4 separate regions of the Homo sapiens genome follow, and regions 1, 2 and 4 are each linked to region 3. A link is a contact called in ENCODE Hi-C or POLR2A ChIA-PET data. All regions are on one chromosome and are shown on one strand. The core of a region is the stretch at or near the end of the contact, and the rest is flanking DNA. Distances in the headings are between cores, read along the strand shown. Region 1 has its middle 48 kb from the start of NORAD. Region 2 overlaps MTCL2 (microtubule crosslinking factor 2). Region 3 holds the start of TGIF2 (TGFB induced factor homeobox 2). Region 4 overlaps RBL1 (RB transcriptional corepressor like 1).

What was found. Hi-C counts contacts between places; a loop is a spot of excess contacts on that map. ChIA-PET counts read pairs that join two places held with the same protein, here RNA polymerase II (POLR2A). Pooled maps may share reads with other maps.
Region 1: a pooled map shows a loop between it and region 3 (4-fold over the local background). The contact joins the enhancer-like site here to the promoter of TGIF2 in region 3. A Hi-C loop is called at or near these places in 1 of 37 single-sample maps with no recorded cell type and 1 of 50 pooled maps. POLR2A ChIA-PET finds 5 or more read pairs at or near these places in 2 of 52 experiments (Caco-2 and HCT116).
Region 2: a pooled map shows a loop between it and region 3 (10-fold over the local background). The contact joins the enhancer-like site here to the promoter of TGIF2 in region 3. A Hi-C loop is called at or near these places in 2 of 37 single-sample maps with no recorded cell type and 8 of 50 pooled maps. POLR2A ChIA-PET finds 5 or more read pairs at or near these places in 14 of 52 experiments (B cell, BJ, GM10248 and 9 more).
Region 4: a loop to region 3 is called in a pooled map, with 3 times the contacts of the local background. The contact joins the enhancer-like site here to the promoter of TGIF2 in region 3. A Hi-C loop is called at or near these places in 1 of 50 pooled maps. POLR2A ChIA-PET finds 5 or more read pairs at or near these places in 2 of 52 experiments (Caco-2 and activated T-cell).

What each region holds. Positions count from the first base shown.
Region 1 is chr20:36,097,223-36,099,922 of GRCh38, reverse strand. It overlaps a transcript of EPB41L1 not described here. Among named protein-coding and RNA genes, the nearest start is that of NORAD, 48 kb to the right of the region's middle. RefSeq lists an enhancer at 1,687-2,195. Within about 2 kb of position 1,427, at least 17 of the 41 ENCODE cell types and tissues checked have a DNase peak (open chromatin) inside an H3K27ac peak, as active enhancers do.
Region 2 is chr20:36,842,108-36,844,807 of GRCh38, reverse strand. All of the region lies in intron 1 of MTCL2 (microtubule crosslinking factor 2), which reads left to right. Among named protein-coding and RNA genes, the nearest start is that of MTCL2, 20 kb to the left of the region's middle. Within about 2 kb of position 1,312, at least 17 of the 41 ENCODE cell types and tissues checked have a DNase peak (open chromatin) inside an H3K27ac peak, as active enhancers do; they include B cell, where a contact is called at or near this core.
Region 3 is chr20:36,572,275-36,575,000 of GRCh38, reverse strand. It overlaps TGIF2 (TGFB induced factor homeobox 2), which reads right to left and starts at 1,404. Exons shown (of 3, transcript NM_021809.7): 1 at 1,256-1,404. It overlaps TGIF2-RAB5IF (TGIF2-RAB5IF readthrough), which reads right to left and starts at 486. Exons shown (of 5, transcript NM_001199535.2): 1 at 366-486. It overlaps DLGAP4-AS1 (DLGAP4 antisense RNA 1), which reads left to right and starts at 1,726. Exons shown (of 5, transcript NR_109939.1): 1 at 1,726-2,089. RefSeq lists silencers at 1,048-1,217, 1,288-1,377, 1,408-1,727 and an enhancer at 2,228-2,287.
Region 4 is chr20:37,070,368-37,073,188 of GRCh38, reverse strand. The region is part of intron 2 of RBL1 (RB transcriptional corepressor like 1); the gene reads left to right. Among named protein-coding and RNA genes, the nearest start is that of RBL1, 24 kb to the left of the region's middle. Within about 2 kb of position 1,373, at least 5 of the 41 ENCODE cell types and tissues checked have a DNase peak (open chromatin) inside an H3K27ac peak, as active enhancers do.

The DNA of each region.
Region 1 (2,700 bases), core at 178-2,677, 480 kb after region 3:
GACAGCAGGACACTCTCCTGTTGCATCCTCACCTCTGGAACATATGCAGAGCCCACTCCAGGCCTCTATCTGCCCTGAGCTCCTGCTTCTGGGCCTAAAGTTGCAACTAGGGAAAAAGCACTGTTCAGACTGAAGACAGGAGCCACAGATAAGGTGTTCCAATTACCACTGACCAGCTGTGTGACTTTGCGGGTGTCACTTTTTCTCCCTGAGCATGTTTCCCTCCTCAGGCTAATAAGGGCAACGGCAAGGACCATCTCTAAGGTCCTCCCAACTCAGACAGAGGCGACACTTCATGGGATGCCTCTGAGCACAAACAGGCAAAGAGGACCTGTCTCAGGAGAGGAGCGGGCTGGGCTGGGCTGGGCTCTGAGGAGAATGCAGCGGATATGACAATGGCCAAGGGTTATTATGATGATTATTATTATAATTAAAAATCACAGCTACAAGCCCTTAAGCAATTTACAAAGAGCTTTCTCATTATCTCCTGGGATCGCAATTTGGTGAAGTAGGCAGGGCTGGATGATGATTATTCACATTTGATAGATGAGGAAAGTAAAGCAAGATTAGGTGACTTGTCCAAGCTCCTAAGTGCAGAGAAGGGAGAGCTGGAAAGGAAGTAGGTATTGAGTGCCTACTGTGTACTACCTCATTAGGCATGCTCATATCTGTTATTTTGATCAAGTCTCATGACCATGACACTACTGTAGGTGCTACTGTCCCATTTCTTTGTTTTGTTTTGTTTTGTTTTTTCGAGACGGAGTCTTGCTCTGTCACCCAGGCTAGAGTGCAGTGGCACAATCTCAGCTCACTGCAATGTCCGCCTCCCAGGTTCAAGCAATTCTCCTGTCTCAGCCTCCCGAGTAGCTGGGATTACAGGTGCCCGCCACCACGCCTGGCTAATTTTTGTATTTTTAGTAGAGACAGCGTTTCACCATGTTGGCCAGGCTGGTCTCAAACTCCTGACCTCAGGAATAATCCGCCTCAGATCACTCAAATTTGAAATACAAATCTGATCAGATGATCTGCCCACCTCGGCCTCCCAAAGTGCTGGGATTACAGGCGTGAGCAACCATGCCTGGCCTACTGTCTCCATTTCATAGAGGCTCCACTGCAAAGCCTAAATTTGGATGTAGCCCTGTGGAACTAAAAGGCATGCACTCCTCCCCAACTTCCTGCATGTATTGGGTTGAACAGTGTCCCCTCCCAACCCAAATTTATGTCTACCTAAAACTTCATAATGTGACCATATTTGGAAACAGGGTCTTTGCAGATGCAATTACTCAAGTTCAAATGAGGTCATACTGGACTAGGGTGGGTTCTAAATCCCATATGACTGGTGTCCTTAGAAGAGGAAATGAAACAGAGAGAAAGCCACGTGACGACAGAGGCAGATGCAGCTGCAAGCCAAGAAATGCCAAAGATTGCTGGCAACCACCAGAAGCTAGGAGAAAGGCAGGAAACAGATTGCCCCAGAGCCTCCAGAAGGAGCCAACCTTGCTGACACCTGGATTTCAGACTTCTAGCCTCCACAAGTGGGGGAGTAAATGTCTGTGGTTCAAAGCTACCTGGTTTGCGTGCTTCATGACAGCACCCCTAGGAAGTTAATACACTGTGCATCCTTTGAGTAGCAGACCTAGGACCCTCAAACTCTGTTTTTCAGATTCCCACTCATTAGGCAGCTTTAGAGGTTAAAGAGGACCCAGAGGCTCCTCATGAGAAGTCACTCTCACCTCTCCTGCACCTTCCAGGGCCAGGCTGTCGTGAAACCAGGCTGAAGACAGGCTTACAGAGGAAAAAGCTTCCTAGAACAGCCTGTTCTAGGTATCTATCCACCCCAGTGGGGCCTCCCATTGAGCTTGTTTAGCAGCCTCTGTGCCCAGGTCTCCAGGTCAACAGTCCTTCCCTTCCTCCCAGACCAACCATCCTCTGTCACCACCTGGAGAGCTGTGTTTTTGAAATGCAAATCTGATCCTTCCTGGTTGGCTTACTCCTCTTCCCCAGCTCCCTGCCGTCTGCAGGACTTGCTCAGGCTCTTTGGCCTGCACCAGATCTGTCCCTAATCTTCCTCTCAGCTTTATCTCCAGTCATTCACTCCTCCACCCTCATCCCTGCCACTCACCACCTCCTATTCCAACCATGTGGAACTATTTGGGGTTCCCCTAAGAAGCCGTTCTGCCTTTGCACATGCTATTTCAAATACCCAGACGGTAAAATCCAGCCCAAACACCATCTCTGTCCTCCAGGAAGCCTTTTCCTCCATAAACAGCCACACCCTGGCAGCTTGTACATTGTCCTTGCGGTGGTATTGCATCTTTACATGTCTGCTCCCACCCCCAACCTGTGAATACTGCTGGATTCATTTCTGTTTTTGTAGGCCTAGGGCCCAATACAAAGGCCTTCAAGAATGTTGAGCTGAATTGTGGAGTAGCAATAATGGTCATAATAGTTGACATTTATCAAATGTTTCTTATGCACTCACATTATGCTAAGCATTCCAAGGATGTTATCTCATTTAATTATCAAAACAATCCTGTGAAACAGATACTAGTACTGGTCCTGTTTTACAAGTAAGGAAATGAGGAAATGGAATCACTTGCCCTAGTCCCCCCAGCTAGTACATGGCAAGCCCCGAATGACTGTAGAGCCAGTGCTAGTAACCACTACTAAGTGTGCCACCCATCCCAATACCTTCATTTT
Region 2 (2,700 bases), core at 63-2,562, 270 kb before region 3:
CTCAAATGGTCCGCCCGCCTCGGTCTCCCCATAGTGCTGGGATTACAGGCGTGAGCCACTGCACCTGGCCTGTTTTCTCTATTTTCAAAACTGTCTCTATGATCATGTTTTACTTTTAGAGACAGGTTCTTGCTCTGTTACCCAGGCTGGAGTGCAGTGGTGCAATCATAGTTCAACAGAACCCCAACCTCCTGGGCTCAAACAATCCTCCCACCCCAGCCTCCCAAGTAGCTGGGGCCACAGGTGCACTACCAGACCAGGTAATCCATCCACCTCAGCCTCCCAAAGTGCTGGGATTACAGGCATGAGCCACCGCACCTGGCCAATGATAGCCATTTTTAAAGTCACGGCCTATTTGGATGTAATACATTATTATTATTGTTGTTATTATTATTATTATTATTATTTTTTTTTTGTAGAGATGAGGTCTTACTGTGTTGCCCAGGCTGGTCTTCAACTCCTGGGCTCAAGTGATCCTCCTGCCTCAGCCTCTCAGAGTGCTGGGGTTACAGGGGTGAGCCACTGTGCCCTGCCAGTGCTTTATTTTATTTTATTTTATTTTATTTTTTTCTGAGACAGAGTCTCGCTCTGTTACCCAGGCTGGAGTGCAGTGGCATGATCTCAGCTCACTGCAACCTCCGCCTCCTGGGTTCAAGCAATTCTCCTGCCTCAGCCTCCTGAATAGCTGGGATTACAGGCGTGCACCACCACGCCCGGCTAATTCTTATATTTTTAGTAGAGATGGGGTTTCACCATGTTGGCCAGGCTGGTCTCAAACTCCTGACATCGTGATCTGCCGGCCTTGGCCTCCCAAAGTGCTGGGATTACAGGCGTGAGCCATCGTGCCCGACCTGGCCTGTTTTATAAATAAGAAAATCAGTCATTTAAAAGTTAAAAAAAATGATTTCCAAAAATGACTCTAGTGCTCTGGGTGTGATCTTGTGTAAGAGATGTTACCTCCCATGATCTAAATGTCATGCATTTGTTAATGTAGCCCAGCATCATAGGGTTGTGTGCATTTCCCCTTGGTTCAACCTGAGCTTGGGGTCCACTTAGACCCTCCTATTCTTTCCATCACCATATCCTGTCATTTTAACTTTCTAGAGATAATAAGTGAGGTGCTGGTAACCGGCATGGCTAGGATTTGAACACAGATCCATCTGGAGGCTGGCCTAGCCTACCGGCTTGCACTTCCTGAGTGATCTTTCCTTCATGCTTCCTTCACCGGCTGCCTGAAACAGCGCGTGGATCCTTCACTTCCTCATTTTTTTAACTGGTGTGATCATTTACTGTTCCACTTCCTCCTCTCCACTCTGGTTCTGTCCACGTGGTATGCTGGTGGGGTGGTGAGTCTATGAGGGTGGAGGTGGGGGTGGGGGGCTGGCAAAGTGACTGTTCTCTGCAGCCCCAGGAGTCAAACCGATGGGCAGGAAAACCTCTCGAGCTTGTGAGAACTGGCCTGGAGGGCAGGGCTCCCTAACCCTGACTCTGAGTTAAATCCATCCAGCCTCAGGGGGCGCTGGCAACCCCAGTCGTACCCCCTTCCTCACAGGGAGCCATCCTACCAGGCTGACCATTGGAAGAGCAGAGCAGTCCTCCCCATCTGGGCAGGCAGGAGTGAAGAGAGAGAACCCCATGTTTGTTCCTTTCACAGGCACAAAATCAGATCCCCCTTCCTCCCAGCCCCAGCGAGGGTGTGGTGAGGGGTGCTCGGACAGAAGCCAGAGGTGTCCCTCTGACGGGAGCAGAGTGGACACTCCCTCCTCCCAGTGGCAGCATGAGGAGGGAGGAATACGAGACCCCACTTCCCAGTCCCTTCCTTTCCGTTTTCTTTGGGGAAAGACGGGTAGGGAGAGCTGAGGAATCCGGCTCTCCAGATCTGCCCTCTCCAGGGCCCACAGAGGCCTTCTTGCCCCTTGGACCCCCCACCCCTGCTTCCATCACTGCCATCCTCGGTGCTTCCCCTGGCTCCTCAGGGATGCCTTTAGCAGGTCATTCATCCCTGGTGACTCTGTTTCTCTTTTTTTTTATTTTGTGAGACAGAGGCTCGCTCTGCTGCCCAGGCTGGAGTGCAGTGGTATGATCTTGGGTCACTGCAACCTCTGCCTCCCAGGTTCAAATGATTCTCCTGCTTCAGCCTCCCGAGTAGCTGGGATTACAGGTGCCCACCACCATGCCTGGCTAATTTTTGTATTTTTAGTAGAGACGGGATTTCACCATGTTGGCCAGGCTGGTCTTGAACTCCTGGCCTCAGGCGATCTGACCGCCTTGGCCTCCCAAAGCGCTGGGATTACAGGCGTGAGCCACCGCACCTGGCCAGTTTCCCTTCTTAGTATACAATCTTATTTAAATCATTCGGTCACATTAAGAGTAGGTATTATCATTCCCATTTGTGACTAGGTTTTCACATTTGTATGAGACATAATAATTATGCATTTCTTCTGCGTAATTCTACTTCCCTCCCCCTTACACTTAGTATCTAATGATTGTTGCACATTCGTATGTCTTTTTTGTTGTTTTTGACCTGACTAAACATGCATGCATCCATTCAGTTAATATTTGTTGGGAGGCTACCACCTGCTAGGCCAAATGGGGTTGCCTCCAGGCACTCATGGTTTGGCTGGGAGACAAACTATTAAACATAGAATTGCAAATTTGCTAATAATGATTACAAAGGAGAAGTGAGGAACAGCTGGAAGC
Region 3 (2,726 bases), core at 155-2,654:
CTACCCTCAGTGACCTGTGGCAGCAACCCCTCGACACAACATCCCGTACACCCTCCTACAGACTCCCACGACGCCACCTGCAGCCACTCCCGCACGAACTTTCTGACAACTCCCCTAGCTGGTCCCGACACTCCCCCGGGCCGCGCACTCACGCCCGCATTCCCAGCAGTTCAGACAAAGCGCGCAACCTCCCCCGCGGCCCAGACCGAGTCGGAGCACATGGCTCCTGGGTCGGCGAGGAATCGTCCGGCGCTCGGGGCGCTTGCACCCCACAGTCCCCACACCCCGGGCCGACTCCGCGCACCAGCTCCCGCGCGGGCCCGCCATCCCGGTGGGACGGGGGCTCTGGAAGAAAGAAAACTCACGTGTCTGTCCCGGGGCAGGAAAAAGTTTGGTTCCCACCCCTACTCCGGCAGTTCGGGGCTGGCCGACTCTTCGGGGCGCGGGGACGGCGGAGCGTGCGCGCTCGGCTTTGTGCTCCGAACTGGGCCCGGAGGGGGAGGGGAGGGGAAGGGAGGGGAGGGGGCTGGGCTCCCACCTCCGCGCCGCCCCCCCCCCCCCAGCCCTGCGCCCAGACTCCATGTTGGCCGCCCCCTGCCCCGGAGACTACGCGCTTCTCCCGCGGGAGGCTTGGATCACCTTCGGCCTGCCCGAGGGTCCCGGCGCGAACAAACTTTCTCCGGGGCGCCGGCCCCACGCGCCCCGCTTCCTTGGCCAGCCTGGGAGTGACAGATGCCTCGGAGACAGACTTTCCTTTGTTCCAAAGGAAAGGGGAACTCGCGCGGGCTCCCCAGGGCCCCCCCGCTCCGGGCCCTTCCCGCGGCCCCCACCCCCAGCTGTCACTCTCGGCCGCCCCCTGTCCGGCTCGGCGGCGGGGGGGCCCTGCTGGCGGTTAGCAACGTGCACTTTTGAAACCAAACAAATCCGTCCCCCCGCGCGCTCACTCAGGTCCGGTGCAGGATCGGCCCTCTCCTGGGGTGGGATCCTATGAAGCTGGGCCCCCCACCAGGGCCCCAAGCGGGCTTCCTCCCGGGGGCTGGAACAGTCCCCCACCGGCCCCCGGAGCGCAGCGCCGTCGGGACTCACAAACACCCCCCGGGGGCCGTCGGGACTCACAAACACCCCCGAGCTCACACACCCCCTACCGCACGCGCCAGGACGACGCCCCCTCCCCGTCCGGCCGAGAAAAAGAAACTTTCCAAGTTGTCCGCGCGCCCCCACCCCCATCTGGCCCTCTGCTGCTCCCTGCACTGACTTTTCCCAGCGGCTTTCGGGTCCACGCGGCCTCCGGCTCGGCGCGGGGCGTCCCGGCGGGGAGCGGGGGGCGCCGGGGGCGCGCGCCGCGTACCTGCCCGGCCTGACACTCGGCCTGACAGCTCGCGGCTGGAAAGCACCTCGCGGCCTGACGTCAGATCCCCTCTCCTCCCCCCGCGCCCTCTGCGCCCTCCCCCACCCGCCCGGAGGGAGAAAACAAACTTTGTGCGGAGCGCGACGAGCTGCGCCCACCCCCCGCGGGGCGGGCCGTCGGCGCCGAGGGGCTTCGCCCCGCCCAGCGCGCCCGGAGGGGGCGGGGCCGCGGGCACCTTCTTCCTGCGCCCACCCCGCCCTCAGGAATGCTGCATGGCCTACCCATAGCGGCGGTGGGAGCCTCCGCCGGGGAGAGCCCGCTCGGGGGCAGGAAGTGGCCCGGCCCTCCTCGTGGAGGGCGTTTCCGGAGCGCCTACTGTGCTCCTTGCCGGGGTGGGGGTCGTTACCGAGTGGGAACTTCTGCAAATCCTGACTTTTGTCACTTCGCGCCCCGCACAAGATGTCCTGCCGGCGGTGCGATTGGTCCCGTTGCTTCGAGGGGAAACTGAGGCCACTTAGTCCGGGCACTTACCCGCAGCTAGTTAAGGACTAGGCTCTGATGGAGACGCTTGTTACGACCTCAATGGCCTGTAGAATCTGGGAGGCCGCCTCCGACCTAAGCCCAAAAAGCACATGATCGGGCTCACAGGGGGCGGCCAGAGGTGAAAACAGCCAACGCTTTACAACGACGCTGTGCGGGGCACTTCGTGTGTGTCATCCCGTCTCATCCTCGGGTGATAGGGTATGTGTTGTCCTATGTAAGTCTCTGGCTTACTCATGAGCCGCAGAGAGGTTCTTGATTTGCTTTTGTCACACAGTCAACCGGTATCATTCAGCCCAGGTCGGTCGATAGTGAAGCCTGATCCCTTACCCCTTGTGCCCGGCCTTAAACGATCAGTCCAGGAGCTCCCGGAGTTCCTGTCTGGTTTCTTTTTCCTCTTCTGCCAGTTACACCCTACTCCAGAAGGTTTTCCTTGGCCTCCCCCACCCCAGTCAGTACATTCTTCCCTGCTCTCTGCTGTGGGTACCACATACTGTGATATTTCTGTTAACCAGCCTCTTAGGGCATCCCCCCACGCCCCCCAGCCCTGTACCCGGACACGGCTAGGTCCAGATATCTAGGGCCCTTGAGCTTGGAAATCGCTTTGAAAACAGCTTTTGGACTTAATTACCCTTTAGCAATGGAGAACTCTAGGAACAAAACTCTTAATTTTTTCCAAACAAGCCTTAAGCCAATCAGAATGCTGATTAAAGATTGTTAAGGTTTCACCTGGACACCCCATAGAAGCCAGACTTCCTGCAAATGTTAAAAACCTCCTCACGGCAGCGGGTGAAATGTCAGTGGCACTGCCTGTTGCTCTCCATTTCACAGACAGGGA
Region 4 (2,821 bases), core at 124-2,623, 500 kb before region 3:
ATAAAAAGCAAGTATCAGTCTAGGCAACAAAAAGTGATACCCCTGTCTCTAAAAAACATTTTAAAATTAGCTGGGTGTGGGGGCACATACCTGTGGTCCCAGCTACTTGGGAGGCTGGAGCGGGAGGATCGATTGCTTGAGCCCAGGAAGTCAAGCCCGCAGTGAGCCACAATCATGCCACTGTACTGCAGCCTGAGTGACAGAGCGGGACCCTATCTCAAAAAAATAAGAGATATCACTTACCAACTTTGCCTGACCTAAAAGAAGTATTGGATAGGTGATAAAATCTTTAGGATGACTTAAGAAAACTACGCTTAGAAAAGGCCAGGAACAAAAGGATGCTGGCCACACAGCCAAAGAGCATATCACAGAATCCATCTAGCAGGGACATAGTTTGCATGGCTAGCAATGCTGTCCCTGGACATTGCCACTTTATTTGCCCCAGGAGATTGATCCTGCTCTAAGAATTCACCACTTCTTCACTTCTCTGCACCAGCAGCTTCAGATTCAAAATCTCAAGCAGATGTATCTGATAAAGGATATCAGATTATATGCCTTCATCCTAGCTTCCAGTAAAGCTGATCTGTTTAGTGGTAGACAAGGCTCAAAAGTGGAAATGTCCTCAAAGCAGAGGGTTTCACATGCAAAATGTGATCATCCAAAAATAAAAACAGTCTTTTTTTTTTAAGACGGAGTTTCGCTCTCGTTGCCCAGGCTGGAGTGCAATGGTGCGATCTCAGCTCACCGCAACTTCCGCCTCCCCGCAACTTCCACCTCCCCGCAACTTCCACCTCCCGGGTTCAAGCAATTCTCCTGCCTCAGCCTCCGGAGTAGCTGGGACTACAGGCATGTGCCACCACGCCCGGCTAATTTTGTATTTTTAGTAGAGACAGGGTTTCTCCATGTTGGTCAGGCTGGTCTCGAGCTCCTGACCTCAGGTTGTCCACCTGCCTCGGACTCCCAAAGTGCTGGGATTACAGGCGTGAGCCACTGCACCCGGCCAAAAAACAAAATTTTTAAAGTCCTCTGTAAGGGAGCATAATTTTTTGTAAGCCAAAAAATATTTAGTAATCTGACAAATTTTTTGCTGCTGTTGGTAAGAATCTTTTAATGAGGTCCTTAAGAGTCTCAGATTATATCAGCATGTCCAGAGTTTGAATGCTGTATTAGGACGTTTTACGTTGCTATGAAGGAATACCTGAGGTTGGGTGACTTATTTAAAAAAAGAGATTTATTTGGCCCAGGGTTCTGCAGGCCGTATAGGAAGCATGGGGCTGGCATCTGCTCCTGGTGAGGGCCTCAGGAAGTTTACAGTCACGGTAGGTGAAGGGGGAGGAGGCACATCACATGATGAGAGCAGGAGCAATTGAGGGTGGGAAGTGCCACACTTTTAAACAGCCAGATCTCAGGTGAGTGACAACTAAACTCACTACCATGAGGAGAGCACCAAGCCATTCATGAGGGATCTGCTCCCATGACCCAAACACCTCCCACTAGGCCCACCTCCAACATTGGAGGTCACGTTTCTTTTTTATTTTTTTGAGACGGGCTTTCACTCTCTTGCCCAGGCAGTAGCATGTTCATGACTCACTGCAGCTTCAACCCCTCAGGCTCAAGTGATCCTCCTGCCTCAGCTTCCTGAGTAGCTGGGCCCACAGTCACACACCACCATGCTTTGCTAACTTTTAAATTTTTTGTAGAGACGAGATCTCACTGTGTTGCCCAAGCTGGTCTCAAACTGGTGGGCTCAGGTGATCCTCCAGCCTCACCCTCCCAAAGTGTTGGGATTACAGGCATGAGCTACCATGCCCAGCCAAGGAAATTACATTGCAACATGAGATTTGGAGGGGACAAAACATCCAAACCACATTAAATAGCTTTGGATGATTTGCTATTAATGTCTTCTGTCACCTTAAAAAGAAATTATAAGTATTGGCCAGGCGAAATGGACTCAAGTAAGCCTTTCCAATCTACATGAAATAATCAGAACATAGGGCCGAGTGCAGTGGTTCATGCCTGTAATCCCAGCACTTTGGGAGGCCGAGGCAGGTGGATCATCTGAGGTCAGGAGTTCAAGACCATCCTGGCAAACATGGTGAAACCTTGTCTCTACTAAAAATACAAAAATTAGCTAGGCATGGTGGTGTGCACCTGTAGTCCCAGCTGTCAGGAGGTAGAGGCAGGAAAATTGCTTGAAGCTGGGATGCAGAGGTTGCAGTGAGCCAAGATCATGCCACTGCACTCCAGCCTGGGTGACAGACTGAGACTCCATCTCAAAAAAAAAAAATTACAAGTATTATTCTGTATATATTGCTAGACCTTTAATTAAGTGAGCTTTGACATGACAAGTTTTCTATCTAAGACCACGTTAACATAGGGACATAAAAAAATGTACCCAGAATTGGCCTGGGCACGGTGGCTTGCTTGAACACAGGAGGTGGAAGTTGCAGTAAACCAAGGTGGTGCCACTGCACTCCAACCTGGGCACCAGAACTATTAAGTTTTTTTCTGAGTATGTGCTACCTTCTTTACTTTTGGTTGTGGAACCACACATTGGAACTCAAACTCTTGAATTTTACTCCTAACCTGTAACAATCTGGTGCTTTGTAATCAAATTCCCATTTGGAAAATGGAATTGTCTTTCCATTTGGGAGACTTCTGTTTTCCCTCAAACTAATTTTATTTTATTTTATGTTTTTTTTTTTAAATTTATTTATTTTTTATTGATAATTCTCGGGTGTTTCTCACAGAGGGGGATTTGGCAGGGTCATAGGACAATAGTGGAGGGAAGGTCAGCAGATAAACAAGTGAACAAAGGTCT